2 separate regions of the Homo sapiens genome follow, and region 2 is linked to region 1. A link is a contact called in ENCODE Hi-C or POLR2A ChIA-PET data. All regions are on one chromosome and are shown on one strand. Each heading gives the region's core, a stretch centred on a gene start or an enhancer-like site at or near the end of the contact. The rest is flanking DNA. Distances are from core to core; before and after follow the strand shown. Region 1 overlaps KIAA1217. Region 2 overlaps KIAA1217.

Region 1 (5,867 bases), core at 1,370-3,869:
ACACCACTGCACTCTGGCAATAAATAAATAAATAAATAAATAAATAAATAAATAAATACAATGGAACACTTAAGGGCAATGTTATTTTCCGGTAATTTTCACAACTGATACTTTGACCCACTGGGTCTTTAGTTTTCCCTATCTAACCCTTGTGATGGACTGTTACCCCTTGCCATATTATTTTTCCAGATTAATAGAAATGGCATTGGACATATTTTCCACACGATTAATAATAGTCTATTTTCCCACTTTCTTTAAAATGCCTTTTGCAGACAAGGAGCCCCAAACTGTCTCACAGTCCTCAACCACCCAGTCTGGGTGACCCGGTCGAGCATTTATCAGAGACGTCCGCTGATTCTTTGGAAGCCATGTCTGAGGGGGATGCTCCAACCCCTTTTTCCAGAGGCAGCCGGACTCGTGCGAGCCTTCCTGTGGTGAGGTCAACCAACCAGACGAAAGAAAGATCTCTGGGTAAGCTTTAGAAGGCAGTTTCTGATGCCCCTTTCTTACTGAATGCGTTTGTTGTTATACTACTGAACCTATACTCTTTCATTCAACATTAATTTGATCTTGATTTGCAAATACTCTAGTACTGGGAAACTTCATTGGTTTAATATCAAGCATTGAGGATTTGCCTGCTGGGTAATCAGGTCAAGTGCAAGCTGATTTTGAGGCTGGGCACTTTCAGAAGTGGTTGGGATTAGCAATTCAAGCCAAGAGGCTAGTAGTATTTTACCTATGTTCCTGCTACTATACAGCAGGAGTCCCCAGTCCCCAGGCCATGGACCAGTACCAGTCTGTGGCCTGTTAGGAAACAGACCACACAGCAAGAGGTGAGCAGAGGATGAGCAAGCATTACCGCCTGAGCTCCGCCTCCTGTCAGATCAGCTGTGGCATCCGCTTCTCATAGGAGCTGAACCCTATTATGAACTGCATGAGTGAGGGATCTAGGTTGCATGCTCCTTATGAGAATCTAACTAATGCCTGATGATCCGAGATGGAGCAGTTTCATTCCGAAACCATCTGCCATCCATGGAAAAACTGTCTTTCATGAAACCAGTCCCTGGTGCCAAAAAAAATTAGGGACCAGTGCTCTATAGGAAATTGTGAGGAACTGACCGTAGAATGATCCTCTTCTCACCTTGCAACCCTCCTCTCCAGTCCCAGAGGCCAGGACAGTTGGCATTTGTACCCAGTGGTGTGGGTTTCCACCAGCCCTGCTGCACCTGTCTGGTAGTCCAGTGGAGGAGATGACAAAAAGGGACAATGTGGCTAACATCTGCATGACTGTTCATAAGAACCATAAACACGAGGCTGTTCCCACTACCACGTGAAAGGATAGAGGGGCTTGGTGTGTGTAGGGCACAGCTTTTCTGAAAGGCAGAAGGATTCTTTTTATGATTTTACCACGTATCATTTCCTTTTTTTTTTTTTTGTATTGGAAGTTTACTTTCTATCTTGCTTTGCTTTTTTAATTGCTTTTTTTGGCGCTTTAACAAAATGGACAAGTCGTGAGGATTTAGACCTCTCTGTCAAGGGGGCAGATGTTTCTTATGCTTCATTGCCATGTTAAGGTTCTGATTTGGGTACTTGTGTTTGCAAACAGATGGGCTTGGGGATAAGAGGGGACAGGAAAAGAGTCAACATGCAAAAGCCTTCAGAGTCTAGCACGTGCAAAAGACAGCTGAACTCTGCCATGTAAAACTGAGCAAATGCCTTGCTGGGAGAAGAAAGAAAAAGATTGATGTGAGAGAAGGTACCCTGATTTTAGTTCCTTTGCTGCAGATAATGACCCAAGCAGACTGAATTCAGACATTGTCCTAGCTGTCCTAAAAAAAAACCCTACAACTTTGTTATTATTTGTATTATCAATATTAATATTTAACATTAAATTTTGTGTCAAATTAAATTTTGATCAAATTAAGATCAAATTAAAATTTGATCTTAGGTTAGTAATCTAGGATCCTCATTGTATAAATGAGAGAAGACCACAGAAAATGTGCTTTTTGTTTATGTGTGTGTTTGCTTGTTTGAGCTCACACACTTAATTAAGTGGCAGCAGTGGGAAGTCCAGGGCTCCAGTTCCCATTAACATGATCTTACAAATGAAGGGACAAGGACACACAGGGGAGGGACACACCCAAGGAGCATCATGGGCCAAGACAGTGTCAAGATGACACAGGCTTCCACACCGTCACCAGGCTGGGGCTTTCTGTGTGGATTCAAGAAATTTGTGGTTTTTCTTTTCTTTTTTTTTTTTTTTTTTCTTGAGACAGAGTTTTGCTCTGTCACCCAGGCTGGAGTGCAATGGCATGATCATGATTCACTACAGCCTCGACTTCCCACGTTCAAGGGATCCTCCCATCTCAGCCTTCAGAGTAGATGGGACTACAGGCACGCACCCAGGCGCCTGGCTAATTTTTTATTTTTTGTAGAGATGGGGTCTCACTATGTTGCCCAGGCTGGTCTGGAATTCCTGGACTCAAGTAATCCTCCCACCTTAACCTCACAAAATGCTGGGATTATAGGCATGAGCCAGCATGTCTGGCCTGAAACTTGTGCTTTCTTAACTCCACTCACACTTAGGAGCCAGGCAAGGAATGGGATTTCTCCTTTGTGCTTGGAGGAAATGAGCTCAGGTCTCTGTAAAGATAACCTCAGCTCTGCAAACCAAAACGAAGATAAGAATAAATGCCTGTCCGCCTTCCCCCATACCTGGGGGAACTTTGACTCTGTCGGATAATGGATCTTTTGTCTTAAAGGAAGGAATTTCCTCTGCAGCCAAGAACGGTTGGCAGTGCAGGTTGAGACTTGCTGGGTTCAGGAACCAAGCCTTGGGGCAGAGAGGCTGCAGGAGCTGGGGCCGGCTTGCCCAAGGAATGGCTGAGGGTGGCGGGTGTTTTCGCACGGGGTGGCCACGCTTCTGCAAATTGCTCCATTTTACTCAGCATCCTTTGCTGTAGAGTGCCGGTGTGCTGTCACAGCAGGCTGAAAAATGCATCTGACCTGTTTATTCTGCCCTCCCTGTGAGGGGCTTTTTGGCCTGCCATTTTTCACTACTCCTGGATAGAAACAAAGGAACACAGTAAGAGGAGAGGAGAGAAATGAGAAGTTTCTTGCCAAAGCCAAGGGAAGCTCTGGTTCCAGAAAATGAGGCTGGCACTGGGCCAGCTGGGTTGATGTTGCCCTTGACCGCCTCTTTGTGGCCGATTGGGGAATGTCCCCCCAGCCGCACCTGGCCCTTATGGCGTAATCCAGTTGAGCCTGGACGGGAAATAAAAAGGAAAATGTGACTCACAGCAAGTGCAAATGCAGTCTCCCTCCCAGGGGCCTTGCTCAGCTTAGTCTTTGGGAAACTCCCCGCCTGCCTGGCCTTATTTAACACACAGACGCACGGGTTCCTGGGATAAACAGTGCTCCCCAGAGAGCCCCGGCCATGAGCAGGGTGTCTACCAGCACCTGGGTGGCCCAGAAGCACAGCTGCAACTCCATGGGGCCTCAGATATGCCGACTGGATACTTTGAGCTGTAACCCCCCTGGAAACCCGCTGTTGATGCCATCTGGAAGCCCTGGGTGTCTTTTGGCATCTGTATGTTGTCACTTTATCTCAATCCATAGAGTTTTAAGTTCTCTCATGAAGCCCTGTTGATCTTGCCTTTATTTAAAATTTTGATGGTTTATCATGAATTTTTTTTATCATTTTATTTTTTAGGAGCAATTTTTTAGGTTTGTAACAAGATCGAGCAGAAAGTACAGACAGTTCCCATACACCCTTGGCCTCCACGCATGAACAGCCTCCCCCATGATCAGCATACCCTACTAGAGTGGTACGTTTGTTACGATCAATGAAATGAGACCGACACATTGATATCACCCAGAGTCCATAGTTTACACTGGGGTTCACTCTTGCTGTTGTACATTCCATGGATTTGGACAAAGAGGCTGTCAAGGGCAACATCAACCCAGCTGGCTCAGTGTCGCCCAGGCTGGAGTGCAGTGGAACGATCTCGGCTCACCGCAATCTCTGTCTCCCGGGTTCACGCCATTCTCCTGCCTCAGCCTCCTGAGTAGCTGGGACGCAGGTGCCTGCCACCATGCCTGGCTAATTTTTTAGTATTTTTAGTAGAGACCAGGTTTCACCATGTTAGCCAGGATGGTCTCGATCTCCTGACCTCGTGATCCGCCTGCCTTGGCCTCCTAAAGTGCTGGGATTACTGGCGTGAGCCACCACACCCACCTGCTTTTTAAAAGTATTGCACAAAGACATTATTTATCATGATCACTGAGCTTTTGGGAGACCCTTAAATTTTGCACTGGAGGTATGCGTCTTGTTGACCTCACCCCAGTGCTGGCCCCTCATGTAACCCCAGGAGCATCAGACACTGTTACTGCCAGCCCCCAGCCACGGGGCCTGGAGTAAGGAGAGTGAGGAAAGCCCAGTTCCCGGCCTGTACACTGGCACGTGGTGCCACAGTTTGTCACTGGAGTCCTTCCCCAGCTCAGGCAGCACAGAAAGGGGAGGGCTAGGCAACTTGAGGGTGGAGCCAGGACAAGATGGAATCCTCACACCACTCCGGCTCCTGAGAGGAGAGGAAGCCTTCCCTCACTTCAGTCTGCCTGTGCCTGGAGATAAACCTGCCTGCCTCTTAGTTTCTCCACTTGAATAAGTCCTCATTTCTATTGCTTCAGTGTATTTGGGGGCTGGGAGAAATGCAGGAAGGCTGAGCATGGTGCATTTCGCAAATGGTGTTAAAAGACATGCAAGAGAAAGTGTGGGGAACAGTAGCTGTGTTTTGGACCCGTCTTAGACATCACTGGTGTCTGTGTAATGGTCTCCCTCGGGTGCTGTCCTGGGATGCAAGGTGTCTACTTCTCATTTGGGAGAAGCATTTTGACATTCAGACAGAGCCAAGTGACAGCAACACACAAGTCCTTTCTGAGGCTTAGAGCCTAGAAATTTACAAAGAAGAAAGGTAAAGAAAGAAATTGATGGGTTCAGCAGCACTGACTTATCCCAACGCCAGGTTCCAACAACCTATCGTGTCTAAATCTGTACTTCCACAGAGTGATGGGTTCCCTGCCCTTTCCTCTCATCCAGAGCCCAGCTGAAATTCTTTTCAGTGGAATTTATGCCACTTCTCCTTTACTCTCTCTTCAGTGAAAATAGAGAAGACCAGGAGAAAGGAAGACTAAAAAGTAAAGTGAAAACCGCCTTCCAATAGAATTTGGTTGCAGAAATAATTTCCATGAAAAATGGTCGGGCTGATATTAGGTCTGGAGTCTTAATGATGGAGTAGTTTCCTTTTAATCATGGTGCTGTCTTAGAAATGCCTGTCTGGAATGTGACCATGGGCGGGGGTTGGTGTCTGGCCACTGCGTAGTCGGCCTTCGGGGAAAGGGTAGCCACAAGATGTTCCCACTCTTCTGTGAGCCCTCAGGAATTTGAAAATAAGACTCATGTGAAAACAGGAACAACAGCAGCAACTTCTTGATGCAGACAGATTCCTTTGTTGACCATATTCTGAATGCATAGCTTTAGAAAAGAGACCTCACTGACCAGCCCGGCAGCCAGAGGAGTTCCCATTTCTGCAACAAACTGCCTCTGAAACACTCAGACTGAAAAAGCAAAAATGATCTTAAGTGGCATAGGAGGATTTTAGACTGGTTAGAGGGAGAAGTTCCTCAGGGGGACGAATTATTGAATATCTGTGTGGCTGTTCTTTTATTCCAACATGATTAACTTTGATGCTTATCATTCCCTATGGGAATTTAAGGAAAAGAAGGCTCATAATTGCCAGAATCTTCCATCCTGTGTACATGCAAGGCTGAGTAGGAAATCAGGGCAAAGGAATTGATGAATTGTCTGT
Region 2 (5,867 bases), core at 1,309-3,808, 52 kb before region 1:
TAGTATAAATATATACTATGTAATTAGTATATAATTATACTGGAGTGTATATATATACTATAAATATATACATAGTTTATATTTATACATAGTACATAAATGGTGTATATACATAGTATATAAATAGTGTACCTAGTATATAAATAGTATAAATATATGCTATTTATATACATAGTATATAAATAGTACAAATATAAATAAGTTTATAAATATATTTTTTAAACAGAAGTATAAATATGTATACTATATTATACATAGTGTAAATATATACAATATACTTGCTGCTCAGTGGAAAATAAGAATTATTTGCTTATACTTAATTAATACAAAATCTTTTCTAGAGTAAAATCATTATAAATTCCCCTTTCTTCAGAGCCAAAGGAGAAAAATAAATTGTCTTCAAATATAAGTGCATCACTCATTGCATGATCCACCCTTTACAGACCTAAAGGGGCAATGTACGCTCTCCTGGAGTATGTCAATGGGAAGTTGAGCATGAATAGCCCTGCATTTAGTAAATCAGAAGTTATTTAACTACTCGGAACCTAGATGTTCCTATGTGTTAGATAGGAATGAAAATACCCATCTTTCCAGGTTTACTCACATTTAAATATGATCGTGTAATGTACTTAGTACAGTGCCTGGCTGCCTTCTAGTGTCGGCACTCAATAAGGAGTAGTTATCATTGGTTCTTCGTAGACTGCCATTGGGAACTTGAGCAGGTTTGGAGAAGTGGCCATTAGCAAAGAAATCATAATGGAAAGAGGCTAGGAATATACACAAAGCCAGCACTGTCTTATGGGGTTGCCTAAAATATAGGAAATTATGGAAAATGGAGGCAAGAAAATCTCTATTCTTGACTTAGAACTTGCTTAACTTGTCTAATGCATAATTTACCTAAGGATTCAAAAGTGTGGGTTGCTTAAGAATAAGCAGAAACGGCTGGGCGTGGTGGCTCACACCTGTAATCCCAGCACTTTGGGAGGCCGAGGCAGGTTGATCACCTGAGGTCAGGAGTTGGAGACCAGCCTGGCCAACATGGTGAAATCCTGTTTCTACTAAAAATACAAAAATTAGCCAGGCGTGGTGGCGTGCACCTGTAATCCCAGCTACTCAGAAGGCTGAGGCAGGAGAATCACTTGAACCCAGGAGGCAGAGGTTGCAGTAAGCCAAGCCCACACCACTGCACTCCAGCCTAGGTAACTAGAGTGAAACTCCATCTCAAAAAAAAAAAAAAAAAGAATAGGTAGAAACTTGAAAAGCAAGGCTATGTTACCCTTTGGACATTTTTTGTTTGTTTGTTTGCCATTTAAGAGGACGTAAAAGGAGATCATTAGACAGAAAGTTTGTAAGTTTTGGAAGTAAAATTTTAGAGCAAAAGGAACCTTTGCAAGCACTTTTGATATAGATCTGTCATTCCAGAGAATCCATACATAGGCTTCCAGAACATCTAACTAAGCCATAGACCTTGGAGGTATCAGGGGTCTTGCTGCCCTCTTCTGCCTTATAGAATCAAATAAATTCATAGAGAAACAGTAGGGGCATTTTTTATTTTTGAGACAGGGTCTAGCTCTGTCACCCAGGCTACAGCACAGTGGTGTGATCATGGCTCACTGTAACCTCCTCCTACCAAGCTCAAGCAATCCTCCCACCTCAGCCCCCAAGTAGCTGGGACTACAGGTGCATGCCACCACACCAGGCTAATTTTTTAATTTTTTGTAGAGATGGGTTTTTCCATGTTGCTCAGGCTGTTCTTGAACTCTTGGGCTCAAGCAATCTGCCCACCTTGGCCTCCTAAAGTACTGGGATTATATGTGTGAGCCACTGTGCCCAGCCAGGACATTTTATTTTTATCTTATATATATTTTTTTATTTTTATTTTTTGAGACAGGGTCTCACTGTGTTGCCCAGGCTGGAGTGCATTGGCATGATCACAGCTCACTGCAGCCTTGAACTTCTGAACCCAAGTAATCCTCCCACCTCGGTCTCCCAGGTAGCTGGGACCACAGGCAAGCACCATCACTCCTGGCTAATTTTTTATTTTTTGTAGAGACAGGGTCTCCCTGTGTTGCCTAGGCTGGACTTGAACTCCTGGCCTCCAGCAGTGCTCCCACCTCAGCCTCCCTAAGTACTAAGATTACAGGCATGAGCCACCATGCCCGGCCAGTGAGGACATTTTAAAGAAGGAAGCAGAAGAATCAACTAGACTGATTGCCCTCTCCAAAATTAAATATTGCAAAGGCAGGAGTTGGATAAGCATTTGGTCATGAAAGATGTTAGGATGCCTTAGAATCTTCGAAGGCTAAAAAGCAGCAGCATTAATGAAGTTGAATGTATGAAAGCAGATTTCAGGTGTTGAAGAGGAAGCAGCTATCAATGCAGAGATTAAATAGACGAAGTCACAAGAATCTAGCAGTAGTAATTATGACTTAATGAAATTCCAGTTAACGAAGCAATGAGGTAGAGAAGGTAGGAGAAAACCCATCAGGATGAACAAAGCGTGGCTTGAATAGCTGGGTGGCCAATAAGAATGCTGCAATGAAGCGAAGAGCATGGCAGAGGGCCAAGGAGGAGAAAGGACAAACAGCAGCTTCAAGCCAGGAAAGCTCAGGCAGGAAATGAGAAGCAAATTTCAAAACACCTCAAGGGAAACATTCTTTAAATACATCTGAAAGAACAGGACAGGGAAATGTCGTTTCTATTAGGTAGAGGAGGGAGTTGGTTTTATTTATTTATTTGGAGAGGGAGTTTTGCTCTTGTTGCCCAGGCTGGAGTGCAATGGCGCGATCTCAGCTCACTGTAACCTCTGCCTCCCGGGTTCAAGCAATTCTCCTGCCTCAGCCTCCTGAGTAGCTGGGATTACAGGCGCGTGCCACCATGCCCAGCTGATGTTTTGCATTTTTAGTAGAGACGGGGTTTCACCATGTTGGCCAGGCTGGTCTTGCACTCCTAACCTCAGGTGATCCACATTCCTTGGCCTCCCAAAGTGCTAGGATTACAGGTGTGAGTCACGGCACGTGATATCAGTAGTCAGGTTGTCTGTTTTCTTTTCCATGCAAAGCAAAACTTCTTTGTTTCAAGAGTCTGGTAATATTTACTGGAAGTTGGGAGAGTAAGAGAAATGAGGAGAAGAGCTGACAAAAGGCCGTTATAGCAGACTTTGGATTAAAATCTGTAGACACCCATGTCCTGCCTATCAGGGGTACTGAAATATTTCTTTAGAATGATTGCCTCATGGAACACCCAGCGTAGAGAGAATATAGAACTAGAAAAGGTGCGAGATGTCATTTGTATGTAACAGGAGGTGAAGAATGGCCTTGAAATGACAAATCTGAAGGCTTTTATGACCTGGAAGAAAATTTGGGATGGGTTGGGGTAGCAGGTGTCATCACAACATCAATTTGGAAATGGCTTGTAAGCTGTAAGGTAGCAGGTATTAGCAATGTGGTTTTAAAAAGAGCAACTCCTGTCAGACTAATGCATCCTCTCTCGGTGACAGAGTAGATGGAGGAAAAGTGAAAGATGTAACCTAGATTGATTTTAGGAGAGTTGCTAATGCGTATCCATAAGTCACACCTGTGGGACCAGAAAGAAATGATTACTTTTTGCTGTACAGCTCTTGGAGGGGCTGCCTCATTGGAGCACATGTAAAGTGTGTTTAATTAGGAATTAAATGGTCATAGTGGACTGGGTAAAGAGGGTCATATTAAGAAATGTTCTAAAGTGATCATTAATAGATCCAGTGCTCATTCAAAATGTTCCATAACCTGCAAGATGGCAGGAAACACAGAAAATGGCCAGGTCGGTGGCAGGGGTAGGAGGGAAGGAGGAATTTAGGATCAGAGGTTAAAATGATTATGATTATTTAGAGGCACAGTCAGAAATAATGTAGTAGAAGGTCACGTGAAAGGTAGAAGGGCAGGGCAGAGTATGTACTGTTTTGTGTGTGTGTGTTATTTTTTGAGACTAAGTCTTGCTCTGTCACCCAGGCTGGAGCGGGGTGGTGTGATCTCGGCTCACTGCAACCTCTGCCTCCCAGGTTCAAGCAATTCTCCTGCCTCAGTCTCCTCCCTAGTAGCTGGGATTACAAACGCCCACCACCACAGCCAGCTAATTTTTGTATTTTTAGTAAAAACGGGGTCTCGCCATATTGGACAGGCTGGTCTTGAACTCCTGACCTCAAGTGATCTGCCCACCTCAGCCTCCCAAAGTGCTGGGATTACAGGCATGAGCCACCACAGGGTACTTACTGTTTTATGGGTAAGGATTATGATGATGAATGGTTGCCTAGAAGGCCTACATGCTGAGTTTATCTGGGAGTGACATTTATTCCTCAAAGCGTATCTTTTTCATAATTTCAATTTTTATTTGGGATTCAGGGGGTATGTGTGCAGGTTTGTTGCCTGGGCATATTTCATGATGCCAAGATTTGGGTATGAGATCCCATCACTCAGGTAGTGAGCTAAAAGCAGTATAAAATGGGTTTCTTTCTTAGCCCTGTAAGTTGGTTCTTTCTTGACCAACTACCCTCTAAGGAGAGTTAAGAGAAGATCTTGTAGGTATAAAGCTAAAAATCAATAGGCTGGCCTACAAGGTCAAGTAACAAAGCACGTTGTTTTAAGCTCAGGGTCTTAGGCTTAGTGGAGCAGGGATCTGGTCTGATCCCTACAAGTAAAAGAATGATTAGAGACATTGAAAAAGCCATAAAGATGGTTAAAAGGTTGGGGAAAATAAGGCTTCCAGGCCAAACAAAACTTGAATTCAGTGTGGAAAAATGTTGAGAGATAAGTTATTAATGTTAAGTATGCAAAGAACTCCTAAAAGCACATGGATGTCAGCTGTTCTATATTTCTTTTGCTGACCAACTAAGAGGGCAAATTCTTAACTGAATGAAGCATTTGCCCTACATCAACTTGGAATAGATTTAAAAGAAGAGAGTATGACTATTACTAAACATGGAGATAAGTTAGTGGGGGAGGGTATGTGTCTCCTTCTAAGAGATCTTTAAAATTATGAGCAATTGTGGCTGGAGGATACATACATGTTATACATTTATAAAATATTTGAGTTTGGACTCAAAGTAGAAAATGAAGATGAGCCCTTTTGTCTCTTTCAACTATGCATCAAGATTAGTATTAGTTTTGGATGACTTAGTCTATTGCAAGAAAGTTTTCACTAGGGGTTGGGCATGGCGGAGCATGCCTATAGTTCCAGCTACTTGGGAGGCCAAGGCAGGAGGATTGCTTAAGCCCAGGATTTCAGATCTAACCTGGGCAATATAGTGAGACCCTGTGTCTTAGAAAAGAAAAAAAGATGAAGGAAGGAAGGAAAGATGGAGGGGTGGAGGAGGGAGGGAAGGATGGAAGGAAGGAAGGAAGGAAGGAAGGAAGGAAGGAAGGAAGGAAGGAACTTACTTGAATTGGCATTTTCCTTTTCCTATCACAACTATGCCTTCAGCTTTCTTCTAATTACCATCTAAGTCCTTATAATAAGGACTTATAAATCCTTACATCTAAGTGCCTTACAGTAGTGTATATAAATTCTTACTGTATTTGCTCACCTAACAGTCTTCTTGGTGCCTCTCAGCTCTGTGAATGAACCATGTCTACCCTGCTCACTCACCATTGTAACTCTACTTCCAACAGTGTTTGGCACATAGTCATAATATCTGCAAAATGAATGATGGATGTTGGAAGAAGTACAGCACAGAAGGTTGCAGGCTTAGAAGGTTGTCATTTATAGAATGATTTGTGGAGGCTGGAATATCACTAAGAAGTATTTCCCGATCTTTTTCATATTGTTGAAGTTGTACTCCTGGAAATATGTGTCATTTGAATTAAAGAACTTCCTCTGTAAGCATCTTCTTT

Evidence for each region. A loop is a pair of places that touch in the nucleus more often than their neighbours do. ChIA-PET counts read pairs that join two places held with the same protein, here RNA polymerase II (POLR2A). Pooled maps may share reads with other maps.
Region 2: a map of Right ventricle myocardium inferior shows a loop between it and region 1 (5-fold over the local background). The contact joins two enhancer-like sites. A Hi-C loop is called at or near these places in 1 of 168 maps with a recorded cell type or tissue (Right ventricle myocardium inferior), 2 of 37 single-sample maps with no recorded cell type and 1 of 50 pooled maps. POLR2A ChIA-PET finds 5 or more read pairs at or near these places in 3 of 52 experiments (MCF 10A, OCI-LY7 and RWPE1).

What each region holds. Positions count from the first base shown.
Region 1 is chr10:24,380,597-24,386,463 of GRCh38, forward strand. KIAA1217 reads left to right here. Exons shown (of 21, transcript NM_019590.5): 3 at 273-471. Among named protein-coding and RNA genes, the nearest start is that of MIR603, 110 kb to the left of the region's middle. RefSeq lists a silencer at 347-543 and enhancers at 2,452-3,651, 2,749-2,828, 2,979-3,138. Within about 2 kb of position 2,620, at least 21 of the 41 ENCODE cell types and tissues checked have a DNase peak (open chromatin) inside an H3K27ac peak, as active enhancers do.
Region 2 is chr10:24,329,078-24,334,944 of GRCh38, forward strand. All of the region lies in intron 2 of KIAA1217, which reads left to right. Among named protein-coding and RNA genes, the nearest start is that of MIR603, 56 kb to the left of the region's middle. Within about 2 kb of position 2,559, at least 11 of the 41 ENCODE cell types and tissues checked have a DNase peak (open chromatin) inside an H3K27ac peak, as active enhancers do.